2 separate regions of the Homo sapiens genome follow, and region 2 is linked to region 1. A link is a contact called in ENCODE Hi-C or POLR2A ChIA-PET data. All regions are on one chromosome and are shown on one strand. Each heading gives the region's core, a stretch centred on a gene start or an enhancer-like site at or near the end of the contact. The rest is flanking DNA. Distances are from core to core; before and after follow the strand shown.

What was found. Hi-C counts contacts between places; a loop is a spot of excess contacts on that map. ChIA-PET counts read pairs that join two places held with the same protein, here RNA polymerase II (POLR2A). Pooled maps may share reads with other maps.
Region 2: a map of transverse colon shows a loop between it and region 1 (4-fold over the local background). The contact joins the promoter of PDE4B-AS1 here to the enhancer-like site in region 1. A Hi-C loop is called at or near these places in 4 of 168 maps with a recorded cell type or tissue (dorsolateral prefrontal cortex, endothelial cell of hepatic sinusoid, head of caudate nucleus and 1 more) and 3 of 50 pooled maps. POLR2A ChIA-PET finds 5 or more read pairs at or near these places in 1 of 52 experiments (activated CD4-positive, alpha-beta T cell).

The regions. Positions count from the first base shown.
Region 1 is chr1:65,975,886-65,983,520 of GRCh38, reverse strand. All of the region lies in intron 3 of PDE4B (phosphodiesterase 4B), which reads right to left. Among named protein-coding and RNA genes, the nearest start is that of PDE4B-AS1, 71 kb to the left of the region's middle. Within about 2 kb of position 4,205, at least 3 of the 41 ENCODE cell types and tissues checked have a DNase peak (open chromatin) inside an H3K27ac peak, as active enhancers do; they include dorsolateral prefrontal cortex, where a contact is called at or near this core.
Region 2 is chr1:66,046,779-66,054,413 of GRCh38, reverse strand. PDE4B-AS1 (PDE4B antisense RNA 1) reads left to right here and starts at 3,696. Exons shown (of 3, transcript NR_123718.1): 1 at 3,696-3,883. All of the region lies in intron 3 of PDE4B (phosphodiesterase 4B), which reads right to left.

The DNA of each region.
Region 1 (7,635 bases), core at 2,956-5,455:
ACCTTATTTTAACTTTATAATCTCTGTAAAGATCTTTTCTCCAAAATAGGTCACTTTCTGAGGTACTGGGGGTTAGAATTTCAACATATGATTTGGGGAGGACACAAACCCATAAACGTCCATCCTCTGACCCCAAAAATTCATGTCGTTGTCTGTCATATGCAAAATACATTCACCCCATCACAACACCTCCAAAAGTCTTAATTGTTCCAGCATCAACTCTGAGCCTCAAATCTCATTTAAATCATCCAAATCGATTATGGGTGAAACTTGAAGTATGATTCATCCTGCGGCAAAGTTCTTCTCCATCTGGAAACCTATAAATCCAGACAATGAGTTATCTGATTTGAAAATACAATGGTGGGACAGGCACAGGACAAACATTCCTATTCCAAAAGGAAGAAAGAGATCATAAGTCCAAAACCTAGCACGAAAAATTCCATTAGATGTTGAGGCTTGAGAATAATCCTCTTTGGCTCAGTGTTCTGTCCTTTGGGCCCATGAATGGGGTGGCACCAGTTTTCTAGAACCTGAGCATTAGTGGCCAGACCTGCCCTCTGAAACCAAGGAGGTGGTCCTATTTTTCTGGAACCAATGAGGCGATGGCCCCAGTGTTGCCAGGCTTGTGCTCTCTGGACCAATGATGACAGAAGCAGCTCTGCTGGCCTCTAAACTACCTTCTGGATCATTCTTCTCTTTTCTTAAAAACTATCTGCATTATCAACCAGCCAGATAGTTCAATCAACCCATTTCCTGCTTGTAGAATCCCAGAAGTCTGACCATTTTCCTTCACTTCATCCCAGTTCTGTCACCTTCAGTCAGAGTTTGTAGTGTTTCTGCTGATAGAAAACTCTCAAAAATCTTGTTGGCCTCCTGTGCAATTCACAGGGTTCCAAACCACCAGACAAGAGGGTCTTTCACAGATGTTTCCTGGATGATCACATATCTATTCCTGTCTTTTGCTGAGATGGTTGATTGGATTAATGAGTCACATGCTTCTCTTTGTAGCAAATGATTGTCTAGTCACACTTTTGATGCTCTCTCCAGAACACGTTTTCTCATTTCTTGCAATGTAGATAGGCTGAGAATTTTTCCAGTCTTCACACTCTGGTTACGTTTTGCTTAACAACTCCTTCTTCAATGTAGTCTGTCCCTTCACAGTTTACTATAAACAGTAAGGAGAAACCAGGATGTGTTTGCGACCCTTTGCTTAGAAAGCTCCTCAGCTAAATATCCAAGTTCATCACCTATAAGTTCTATTTTTCACAAAGAAACTAGAACACAAGTAGGCCACGTTCTTTTCTATTTTATAATAAGGATCACCGTTCCTCCAGTTTCCAAGAAGATGTTCCTTATTTCTGTCTGAAACTTCATCAGAAACATCTTTAACATTCATAAGTCTAACAATAGTCTCCTGGAGGCAATCTAGACCTTTCCTACCAAGCACTTCAAATCTCTTCCAGTCTCTGCCAACCAAATTCCAAATTCCACATTTTAAAGTATTTTTACAGCACTACCTTAGTACTTCTTGGTAATACCACAGTCTGGGTGGCTTAATCAACAGAAATTTATTGTCTCACAGTTCTGGGAGCTAGACGTCCAAAAATGAAGGCATCAGCTGAGTTAGTTCTTTCTAAGGGCTATGAGAAAAGAATCAGTTCCAGCCCTTTCTTGGGGGGAAGGCAGAAAGAGAAAGAGAGAACCACTGGGAACTAAGAGATAATAACCATTATTTATTGAGAGTTTGCTATGTACTAGTTAATTTTATATACATTATCATCACATTATCACATTTAACCTTATAATACCCCCTTTGAACTGTATAATCTACACTTTACGGATAAAGAAACTGAATTACAGAAACATTAGATGAATTACCCAAGGTCAACCAGTTGGTAAGTATTGGAACCCAAAAACATCTGACTTCAAAACTTAGGCTTTAATCCACTATACTTTATTGCAAAAAAAAAAAAAAGGAAACATGAATACGCCATATTTATATACACATAAATACAACACACTGTATTAAAAACCTATTAACTCCAATTAAGTTGTATCCTGAAACTAGAATTGTTTCTCCATAATTTCATATTTCAGGACAACACAAAGCAATTTGAATAAGCAACAAAAATTAGCAAAATTTTATTAATGAGTAATTTTTAAAAATAATTTCGCCTGAATGCACTTTTACCAATCTTAAGCCAGTTTTGGAAGAAAGTATATTAGTTTAACGTACCTTGGCATGTTCACTCATTTGCAACTCAAAATTTATTTGTCTTTCATGTCAAAAAGAATTTATTTGTCTCTTGTGTTAAAATCTAGAAACGTTTCTTATGTACCTCCTTTTCTTTACCTTAAGTATTATAGGTAGAAATATCATCTCAGGATTCTATTTCCAGATTTTTTACCTTCTAACGGACACACCTGAGATTGATATTTTGGGGCCTCCCAGGTCAGATACTTAATTCTCATGGCTACTATTGCTACAAATAGTGTTTTGGTGTGAAATCTGTACTGATTTTACATGTCTGAGATTTAAAATTATCCAATTTGTGCTATATTATCTATAGCCAATAAATTTCTTTTATTTTATTTTTGGTAATTTAGAAAATTTAGAGGCAAGAGACCAAATTCTAATGATACTGTGTTTTTTAATCTTTTTAAATTTTTCTCATTTTTCTGAAAGTAACTGTACTTTTAGAAGATACTATAAAGTACTCCTTCACACCAATCACCAAAGTAACATGTAGGAATTTTTGAAGTCCTCCTTTCTATCTGTGTCTAGCATCATTTCTGGGTTCAGTTTTCTGAATTTCCTGACACATATTGGGATTTAGTTGGTACAGTATCTATTAAAATAAATGGGCACTGCTTGCCACACACTGAAGCCAAGGAAAATTTTATCTTCATCCAAATACGAACAAACTCAAAGTAAAGCATATTGAGAACACAAATGAGAATCAAATGAAAAGAAAAGAAACACCAACACCCCCCTTTTATAACAAGTGATTTATATTCTAAAGTCACAGCCTATGATTACAGTTGTAGATTCCATCAGATTTTTTTATAGCTAAGAAAATGTGCTTCTTAAGGCAGAGATCCAAATTTCTGAATCGTGACAGCAACAGCTGAAGACTAAAGATAGACAGTCAAAACACCATTTTTCTGTACATTTTCAGTTGTTAAAAAAGCAGTTACAGTACATTATGTATAAAACATATTGTTTTAACCCTATGATGGCTCTACTGGGGAAAAATTTATGACAGAAAATATTATTTTATACCTTCATTATATACACATATTTTTAAAAGTGGTGATGGTTTTTTGTGCATAATGTCGTGTTTTCAAATGTATTTTATATAGATGTGTATAATCATTATCAACAAAATATTCTTATTTCAAACAAATGTTGAATTTGTGGCACCCGTCTCATGGCGACTCACACTCACTTCAGGATCTGTTTGCTTTTACCTCTTTCTGGAAAGCTCTCTCTCTAGATCTTTCTATGGTTCTCTTCTGTTCATACGTCTTCTCCTCAGAAAGTCTGTCCCTAATGACCTGATGTAAAACAACAGCCCTGCCCTTTCTCGTACCTTCCTCAGCTTTAATCTCCTAACAGCTTCTGTCACTCACTCTCTGCCATTGCTATTGCCTGACACCTCCACTAGAATAAAAGCCCTGAAACAACAGAGACCTTTGGTGTTTCATTTACCTCAGTAACTCCAGCACCTAAAGCAGTGTCTGGCATAGAGCTGATGTTCAATAAATGCCTGCTTAATCAATAAAGACCACTTAGTTAAACTGCAAGCGCTTTCACTCCAGGGTCCCATTAAGGGCCTCCTGCTTCATCCTCAGTCACTTCAACCAAGTCCTTAAGCAAATTCATTTTTCAGCCACTGAGAAGAGGTGTAAAAAAACATGTGGAATGATAGACAACAGGCAAGATTAAGCCTTGCCTTGAATTTGCCACTATTGATGGCCTTTTAGCCAACACTGCTAGGGTACCACTGAACGCCTGACCTTCCATAAGCAGAAAAATATTGCAATTCTCTATTCCTTAGTGGGAACACATTTCACTAGACAGAAGGCAAAGCAGACATGAACTTGTGACCTTCCCAATGGAGTAGCGGCACCACCACCCAGCAGGATTCGCTCTTTCAGATAACACAATGGTAACACTGTGTACCAAGGAATGATTCACAGAGAAACAGGAGCTCCGCCAAAGGCAGGAAGGCAATCTGTACAGAATACTATATGCTGAGAGAGCTTTCTTTTCATTACAAAATGAGAAGCAAGCAGTTTGGGGGATGGTAACTGCCTAACTGACATTATATATCCCTTAGAAAGAAGACCCAGAATCTGTGAATCACTTCTTTTTTTCTGGAGTGAGGGTTCCAATAAGGACCTTCATTTCAGTAAAGTAATCAAGATGTTCTTTGAAGTTGATTTTCACAGTTTTTCAAAGCTCAATAAATATTGAAGAAAGATGAAGATGATGGATGATGATGATGATAGTAAAAACTAGGCAAACATTTCAAATACAAATGAGTTGGACGGCCAAAAATATTTGTTAAAGCAGTAACAATTATGGGGATAAATAAAGCAGTAATAATTATAACAGATTTTATACATCTGTTAAAATCCCAGATGTATAAAAAAGGAATGAGATGCCAAGGTGAGAGACCTATAAATCTGCATAAAATTCTAAATGATTCAGTATTCAAAACATTGAACTTGTTGTCAAGGAGATTTATGGTAAGCATAGTAATTCTCTTTTCAATTCTAAGCTATCATTTATACTGTCCAAAAACACTACATTATAATTAAGAACTATTTTGCCATAGATAACATATTTCCTAAACAGTACTCTTGATATTTTTATTAAGATTACTAAGCACAAAAATACAGTAATATATAAAGAATCTGCATGTGAAAATACTTGGGGAAACAAATTAAACCTCTGGTAAACTGAAGAGCAATCATGGAGGAGAATGACCTAAGTGAGTGAATTATTTATAAGGAGTCTGTGTTTTGAGATCAAACCTAAGCCAGGTTCTTCATCATCCTTGAGAAATTCCTTCAGGCTTTCTGTTTCTCAGTGCCTTATCCATAGATGTAAATGTTCGGACCAAGTATTCTTCAGGGCAATTCAAGTGAACTAATAAGTGAAAATTTAAAATTAAATGGTAGTGCACCCAGGAGCAGTGTCTCATACTGGTAATCCCAGTACTTTAGGAGGCCAAGGCGGGTGGATCACCTGAGATCAGGAGTTCGAGACCAGCCTGGCAAACATGGTGAAACCCCATCTCTACTAAAAATACAAAAATTACCCGGGTGTGCTGGTGGGCGCCTGTAATCCCAACTACTCTGGAGGCTGAGGCAGGAGAATCACTTGAACCTGGGAGGCGGACGTTGCAGTGAGCTGAGACCGCACCATTGCACTCCAGCCTGGGCAACAAGAGCAAAACCCCATCTCAAAAAAAAAAAAAAAAAAATTAAAAATTAAATTAAATTAAAATTAAATGGTGCTGCATTTACAACGCAATCTGGCACAAATATTTGAATAGTATACTCCTTTGCAGGATGTAAAATATGCTCTAAGTATTATCACATTCATTTAAAAATATTACCTGTAAAGAGGGAAATCCCAGCCTAATGTGGCTCCACAGCTTTTATACACAGTTACCTGCTGGATTACCATTTGTGCACTTCTCCAAACTCAAAGTAAAAAAGTAAAACTTTCTCCTTAGTGCCTAAAGCAAGCTTTTCAGAGCAAAGAGCAAATATGGTATGCTGTATAGGATAACACAAAGTGAGTTTCTGAAGATTAGAATATGTAACAACAGTTCATGGAAGAAAGAACAAGAACTATACATCGCCATCTCCATTTCCCTATGGTACATAGAACAATGTTAGATCTGATTTTTTTATTACAAAGTGCACAAAGTACAAAAAGTACAGTGAATGTACATTCACTGAGGGGTTATTACTGCTAAATATTTGAAATATTTCTCAGGTAATGCTTCAAGTAATTCCATGATACAGGCTTTATTATTGGGAAAACTTCATTGAAAACAATTGAGTTTCAAGAATCTAGTAATGATGCTCTCAATGCTTTTTTCTCTGTAATTAAGTCTATGTTCTTTTCATTATGTCAGTAGTTCTCCAAATGTGGCTCCATGATTGGCACCAAAGGCATCACTTGAGTTTATATCTCTTAAAAGCTTTCTAAACCTGTTTAAAATATTGCTACCTACTGAATCAGAAACTCTGGGGAGTGGGACCCAGAAATCCCTTAACAAGTCTTCAGGTGAATCTGATGCACACCAATATTTGTGAACCACTGCATTCTGCCATGTTTTCAGAGTTGATAATCAAGGAATTCTAGCATATAATGAGACCAGAAGAAAAAGGGAGAATTATAACTAGTAGATCAAGTTTCCTAAAAATAGATTTACAGGGCTACAAGGTAGCTTCAGTTAACATAGTGAGTGTGAACTTTCTCAAACTCAAAAATGCTTATGATGGGATGAAAAATAGATCCTATCACATGTGTCAAGTCAAACTAGTTGGCTGTGACTACCTGAAACACTCTGTTAGTCCATTCTCACACTGCTATAAAGAACTACCTAAGACTGAGTAATTTATGAAGAAAAGAGATTTAATTGACTCACAGTTCTGCAGGCTGTACAAGAAGCATTGCTAGGAAGCCTCAGGAAACTTAAATCATGATGGAAGGTAAATGGGAAGCAAGCACGTCTTACCACAAGTGGGCAGGAGAGACAGAGAGATAAGCAGGAAGTGCCACACACTTTTAAATCATCAGATCTTATGAGAACTCACTCACTATCACAAGAACACCAAGGGGAAATCTGCCCCCATAATCTAATCACCTCTCACCAGGTCCCGCCTCCAATTTGACATGAGATTTGGTTGGGGACACAAACCCAAACCATATCATTCCATCCCTGGACCCTCCCAAATCTCATGACCTTCTCACATTTCAAAACCAATCATGCCTCCCCAACAGTCCCACAGAGTCTTAACTCATTCCAGCATTAACTCAAAAGTCCAAGTCCAAAGTCTAATCTGAGACAAGGCAAGCCCCTTCTGCCTATAAGCCTGTAAAATCAAACACAAGTTAATTACTTCCAAAATAAAATGAGGGTACAGGAATTATGTAAATGCTCCCATTCCAAAAGGAAGAAAGCAGCCAAACCAAAGGGGCTACAGGCACCGTGCCAGTCTGAAATCCAGCAGGGTGGTCATTAAATCTTAAAGCTGCAAAATAATGTCCTTAGACTCCATGTCTCTCATCCAGGGCATGCTGATTCAAGGGGTGGGCTCCCAAGGCCTTGGGCAGCTCTGCCACTGTGGCTTTACTGCATACAGCCCCTACATCTGCTTTCACAGGCTGGCATTGAGTACCTGAGGCTTTTCCAGGCACATGGTGCAAGCTGTCGATGGATCTACCATTCTGGGGTCTGGAGGACAGTGGTCCTCTTCTCACAGCTCCACTGGGCAGTGTCTCAGTGGGGACTCTGTGTGGGAGCTTCAACCCCACAGTTCCCCTCCACACTACCCTAGTAGAGGTTCTCCAGGAGGGCTCCACCCCTGAAGCAGACTTCTACCTTG
Region 2 (7,635 bases), core at 2,447-4,946, 71 kb before region 1:
TTTTAACTTGGTTATAGTGACTGTTACATGGGTGTATGGATATGTCCAAATTGTATACCTAAAATATGTGCTTTTTTGCTATCAATTATCCCCCCAATAAAGCTGTTTACAAAAGAATCATGACAAATATCCGAATGCATGTTCCTGTCTAACTAAATGTATAAGGCTTTGGTATATGATTACCTATCCAAACATATTACACGTTAGTAATCTATGATCACTTTTTGTGATATATTTGTATTAAAATACAAATCACGGCAACATGATGGAAATATAAAAGCACAAGCTTCAGAGTCACTCAATGAGGGTTCAAACCCTGGATCCACCGCCTTCTGCATGAGAAACAGAAGAGCTAGGTGCTTAAAAGTGTAGGTCCTTGAGCACACAACCTGGATTTAGGCCAACCAACTGTTCCACTTACCTGAGACTGTTATGGTGTGAGCACTGAAAATCCTGTGTCCTGGGAAACTCCTCAGTCTTGAGCAAACCAGGATAGTTGGTCATCCTACTTAGGCTGCATCCCATTCCTTTTATTATTATTATTATTTTTAATTGAGATGGAGTTTCTTTCTTGTCACCCAGGCTGGAGTGCAGTGGCACGATCTCAGCTCACTGTTACTTCTGCCTCCTGGGTTCAAGCAATTCTCCTGCCTCAGCCTCCCAAGTAGCTGGGATTACAGGCACCCGCCACCACCCCCGGCCAATTTTTTGTATTTTAGTGGAGATGGGGTTTCACCATGTTGGTCAGGCTGATCTCAAACTCCTAACCTCAGGTGATCCTGCCCGCCTCAGCCTCCCAAAGTGCTGGGATTACAGGAGTAAGCCACTGCGCCCAGCCCCCATTCCTAACATTCACCCACTGTGTGACCTTGGCCAGGTTACTCTATCTCTCTGTGTTTCATTGTACTCAACTGTAAAATGCCATTGATAATAATGGTACCAACTTCAGCTGGGTTGTTCAAAGAAATAGTTAATACACATAAAGCTCCTAGAACATGTCTGGGACATGATAAACAGAAAATGTAAGCCAGTGGTTATCAGAACTTAAACTTGCAGATTCTTAGATTTCTTATTGGAAAATGGAGAAGATAATATTTACTTCATAGATTGAGGCTTAAATTAAGTGAGATTATTACATAACTTTCTTTTCTAATGTCTGAATATAAGAACATGTATAATTTATTCAACAAACATTTAATACACATACGTAAAAGTATTTTGTACACGCTAATGAGTTATAAAATATTATTAAGGCATTTCAGGAAAGATAAATGGATCTCAACTACTTAAATACCTGCTTAGATATGAGATAACTGCAGAATATATTCAGGCCATATACTGTAGAACATGTTTAGCAGTAAATACACTGTCTCCCACATAGAAAGACTAAAATGGGCTCGGAAATAATACATTTTTCTACACTATAAAACTCCTAATGACACTTTATTACATCTAATGCCTAAGAAATATTGAATACTTTTTTTGTGCTCATGGGAGGAAGGTACAAATGTGTAGTCTCGAATGTAAAATGAAGAAGCTGCCCATCAGCCTGCCTTCTGGATTCTCAGAGGAAACCTGGGTAACATTCACTTCATCTGGGAAAACCGCTAGTGTCATGAGGCTCAGAAAACACCCTCTAATTTGATAAATTTTAAGCACAGTTACAAGTTGACAGAATTACAGGAGTTATAGGTGCTCTCTCTATACCACCCTACACACATCACACTCCTAATCATTTCTCGGAAAGGATTTCACAGTTCTGGGAAACAGCTGTGGCTTACGAACATGAGGAAGCAAATTAGGTTAAAGAAACAGAAGAGGAAAGAAAAGAGAGAAGAAAGGCAAAAAAAAAAAAAAACTCGGTCCCTGAACACAGAAAGCTAAAGCAGTAGTAGGACTTCTTGTGTTCTAAGCCCTGGCATGGCCTTGAAAGAGTCCTCTTAGCCCTCTAGGCTCCAGCTTTGTTATCTGTACAAGTGGGTTTGATGCGATCTCTAGGGTCTCCTGAAACCCTATCATTATAAATATTTTCTTAAAATTCCTTAGTCACTAAGATTCTGCATATAAAACATGAGCTAACAATTTTTGCAAGCATTTTTAGCTTTCTTTGTGAATTTTTAAAGGATAGTACAGGTAATCTGAAGCTATGCATACATGTGAAAACTGATTTTAAAAGTAAAACTTTACGGACATTTCAAATAGAAAATATTTATCCATATGATATTTTACTTGTAATAGTAAAGTATATGATGCCAGTTGTATTCTCTAGAAATCAGACTGTGAATTGAAGTTTAGCATGCAGGATGTTTATTAAGAACTGTCTTGTTGGACTCAACAACATGAAAGGGATGAGGAAGAAGCAGGACTGGCAGAAGAAAAGCTGAGCTTCAATGCAGGCCCCACCACCTTGGTAAACCCAACAGAACCTCAGAAGATGGCCATACCTTTATACCCCAACCTTCATCAGCTATGAAAGTAGGCTGCCCTAAGGAGTGAATAGTATGACTTTGGATAAAAAGGCAGGAGCTGGGAAGTGTTTCTTTTAAGAGGTATCTGGATGCTACATCACCTTGTCTACCACAATACATGAGTGATAATAATCTATAAGTAAACATTTCCAGAAAACATATCAAATGTTATAGAAAAACGTTATATCTTCTATTCTTGATATAAAATTCTGCTTGGCAATTTATCCAAATCAGCAAATAACCAAATAATATCAACCCTATTTGAGATGTTTTTGAAGGTCAAAAGTAGCATTTTAATAGCATCTATTCATTCACTTTGTAAACTGTCATCTAATTATATATTTACATATATATAATAAATGTTTTCTACCTCTGTTCACAGTCTTCAAACATGAACAAATTATTCTTTTTCAGCGAGAGGAATAAAGGAAAAGAAATCTTCTCTTTTCTCTTCATTCTGAAATACTAAAATGAATAATTTATATTCCCAGATTCCGTTCCCTAATCTTTCCCCCAAAATAGAAATGTTCACTCCATGGAGCAGGGTTTGAATTTGGTTCTCTCCTATACTGACCCAATAATCATGAGGTTGCTATTAGTTTCCCTATTTTAAGGTGAGGTCGAGTGACTTGTCACAGATTCTAATACTCATTATTCAAACACATTTTCTATCACAATCTTCAATACTTTCACTTATTTTGTTTTCTTTCAAATTTAATTTTTTTTAATTTTATTATTATTATACTTTAAGTTTTAGGGTACATGTGCACAACGTGCAGGTTTGTTACATATGTATACATGTGCCATAAGAGAGACTTCAGGATACAAAAAGTTGTTCCAAAGGCAAAAACATACTTATACTTTAGAAGAAAATTTAACTTTTAAAAACAGAAAAGTCATCATTTCTTTGTACCCACACAAGTGGTGATCCAGTTTTTTACATTTCCATTGGGAATTTTCTGTGTCTAGATTCCTCACTCTGCCTCAGGCTGTTCTTTTCTTAATTCAGTCCTTCCTGTGTAGTTTCTTTATTCTCATTTCATGGCACCTCTTCCTCCCATTGCTTTTCCCTTCCTCATTTTTCAGTCTGTCCTTTGGATGTCCATGACAGGGGCAGCATTTGTTTCTATAGTAACGATGATGCTCCTTCACGGATCTCCAATACCTCGATGTTCTAACACAGCCATTCAGGATACCCTGCCTTTCATCATTTTTAGTCAGACAGGAAAAACTGAAGGGATTCTTTTTAACAAAGGTGTATCTCAGAACAGAATCAACGTTACATGTTTTCTTGGCCCTGTTAAGTATGCTGTACATCTGGAGGCATTGCTTTTAAAGTAGAGCATGGCTTTGCAATACAAGATTAACATTCTTCCCAAAGTCTATACGGCATTGCGAATATCATACATTAGTAGGTAAATTTAAATGAAATACTTTATGTATGTAGGTGTGTGTGTGTGCATACATGTAAAATCACTAAATATATATGGAGAAATCAACACTGTCCATTATACTTTCTTAGAATTTATTAGGTTCTCACAAAGTTGAGCCAAGAGGCCACTGCTTTGTTTTCCAAATGTCCCAAATTCTATTTCTGCTAAATGATGTCACTAATGTCATGGTTACAACAATACTGCACAGAGCCTCCTTCCTGCCACTGGCCACCGATACAATAGATCATTTAAGCAGCTGAGTCATTAGTAAAAACAATAGATTTTTCTACTGATACTCAATTGAACATATATTTCCAATTGAACATAGAATTCATGGAAATAAATTTTAAAGTTTCCTCATATTATATTAGACAACAGTGTATATCCTGTATTCTTTAATTTGTTGAGGATATAATCTGTCTCCATAAATCCGTATGCTGAATCTCTGAATCAAAGAAACCTAGGTAAAAGGGACTTTTTGTTGCCTATGTCCCAAAACTACTGTCTTTTTGAATTATTCTTCTAAAAATAGTTTTAAATGTATTATTTATTTGTGTGGAGTTTTCACACTACTTTAATTCCTAGCAGTTGTGTGGGAAACGTAAATACATTTTTTTCATCTCTAAAGCAAAAGGTAACCCGGGATCCAATTCGTATTTATACAAAATTAAAGTGAAAGGCATTTTGAGGATGTACACGGTGGTTGAAATGCTGAAATTAAGTTCTTGGCATTACTGGTATCCAACCCCACCTTGCTGCCTTCCACATTTATACATTCAGGAAGCCCCATACCACACTGCAAATGGGCATATCACTTCATTTCCTGCTCTATTCTCTTGAAGGATTATTTAGGAAATCCATGCATATGTGGCCCAGTTTTAGAAAATATCATGTCAGCATACTAATTTTAATACAAATAAGTTACATGTTAATTACATGAGTTTTCATGTTTTTAAATATTAAACGTAGGTCTAGTTGAAAAACCTCCAGAAATAGCCAGGTCTCTTACTTAGATACTCTCTTCAGCACCCTCTATTATTTGGTGAGGCATCCTAAGAAGGTATTTTTGTTACTCAAACCATACTACTCCTGTTTTAAAGCCCATCAGCTGGCAATACTAACACAGACACCACACTCCCACTCTTTTCCCTCTGCCAACAACCAGGCATGGGAAATGTATGAAATCCATGAGGGTAACTGACCTGACAGTTGTAACATTCAGAGATTGTAGCTTTTCCATTCACAATATCTGAAATGAATTTTAGATGATGCTATTTAAAGCAGCACCTCAATTTTACATGTGAAGAAACTGAGGCAAAGAGTAGTGACTTTGTCATGATTAGGATTCAGGTTCACAATAGAATTTAGAGTAGAGCCTAATCTCCTTATTCTACACTTACGATATTTCCACTCTCAGAATAACAATTAATAAATATTTAAAAGTTTACTCAAATATAAGATATGGAGATGTGCTAGATGTAAAAGCACCAAGTTCCGGGGGCCAATGCATTACTGGATAAATCATAGTAGATAGATTGACTAAAGACGGAGAGCTAATTCATTAAGCATTTCTTCCCATCTCCCCAACAATGTAACTTAAAAATGGAGGTGTCTACACTTACCTCTTCACTTCATCCATCACTCACTTACTGATATGTTAAGAGTGGACTTCTTGTGTGTCCTCTGACCTATCAGTGAAAAGGAAGTGATCTCAAGTAGCCTCCCAAACAAAAATATTTAGATATTTTCAAAGATATTATCAGTTATAAAACATCCGAGAATGAAGAGTAATAGGCTGTGAATCAGAAGACTCTATTCCAGCATCTCCACTGCTCCTTGACTATGTGCCCTTGAGAAAGTCAACTCTACTTGGCCCCAGCATCCACAACTATAAAATAAAGGAGCTAGATTAGACAATTACAAAATGCCCACAAGTTCCGTGGTTTATTTCTCCTAGACTACTTTCTTTGTAGTGTAAATCATGTTTAGCATGAAAGTTACACCTTCCAGATAATTATTTTAAAGCATATTGAATGCCATATTTACATTGCTCTATTCTCCCAAATCAAATAATATCTGGTCAAGATTTTTCACCAGCATCCCCAAGTCATAAAAGGATATGATCGTGGGAGCCTGTTTTATTGACTGCAAGAAAAGATTATTCATTATTATGTAGGAGGACAGTGGAGTTGATTGCTCCTTAGCTGTCAGGAAATGGCTCATCTATAAGACTTGGAGTATGGGGGTGGTGCAAAAGGAAAAGTTTACTCATAAATACAAGTGATGCCTGGATAATGGAAGTTTAGTGATCAAAAGCCAAAGGAAGTGATAATGGCAGTCACCCAAACATTGCATTCAGAGGCTAGTACAGGAGGTACAGCAATGAGAGAACCGTGAGCTTTCTGCTTAAGTGAAGTGACAAGTTACTGTGAGGCAACACATACAAGAGGATACTGGAAGCAAGTCTGAAAATAGCAATGGTCTGCCAAGGACAAACTGTAGACGCCATCCAAAGAAAGAACGTGTATGCATGCTCTGTGGAAATGATTCGTCTGTCACTTAACAGCCATTAGCTCTTCATACCCACAGATGGCCATCACCAGTATTAACAAGACACAAGTGCTAAGTAAACAAGCAACACTTCCCTTGTCAGGACAGGACAGCTAATGTTGGGGTGAAATTTATTTAATTGCATTTATGAACTGCTTCTTCAAAGGGTCTGAACTTATACCACAAAAGTAGGAAAGGCCAAAGTCTTAGCACAGTCAATTATGGTCATGTTCAGTGAAAGCTCACGGTAACAGATAGAAAGGATATTGCCCCATCATCTTCAGAGACCATCCATATAGCCTTGGAGTTATGAGTCTAAAGCATGAAAAACTATATGGAACTTTCTGCCACCTCTAAAATATTTAATTCAGCTCTACACTTACTGGGCATAACAAATTATCTCAGAACATCCATATGGAACACACTGAGCAACACTGGGCTGGAGCTCAGCATACCTGGTATAGTAGCTAGGAATAAAGTCTGGAGATCTGACTGACTCAGTTGTACAGGGACTTCTAGGCTAGTCTAAGGAAAATTATGTTTCCTTCTCTTTGGATAACAACAATAACAGCCACCTTAGAAGCCAGGCATTGCTTCTAAGATATTTTCATATATTAACACCTATAATCCACTCAATAACCCAGTAAGGTAGGTGTCATTTTATCCCTATTTAACAGATGAAGAAACTGAGGCAAATAAAGGTTAAGTAGAATATAACCAGTAAGCAGCCTGGAGTCCAACTAAATCAGTCAAACTCCATGGTTCCTGCATTAATCCCTATGCTGGGCTGTCTCTCAAAGGAAGAACAGAAAGCTTAAAAGATGGCATGTTTCACCAGTCTTGCCACATTTCTCATAGGAATCACTGATTGTCTTAAAAAATATCAAGGAAATCACAGGAATTAATACTCTAAAGTTAATATTTGCTATTCTTTAAATAAAACAATTTATAAAATCCTATTTATTCTTAGTTTTGCTATCTTGTTTCTGTGCATAGACATCAAATAGATAAAAATCTAATTAAAGTTCAGAAAAGTTTATCTGCATTGATTCATTATAGATTTCAAGATTTTGGTTCTTAAAGAGTATGCTAGAGCCCATTGTATCTGAATATTGGAGGATATTCTATTCAGGAAGGCACTAAAAGAGTGAATAGCAGAGGGGGATAATATTCCTAAGTGAAGC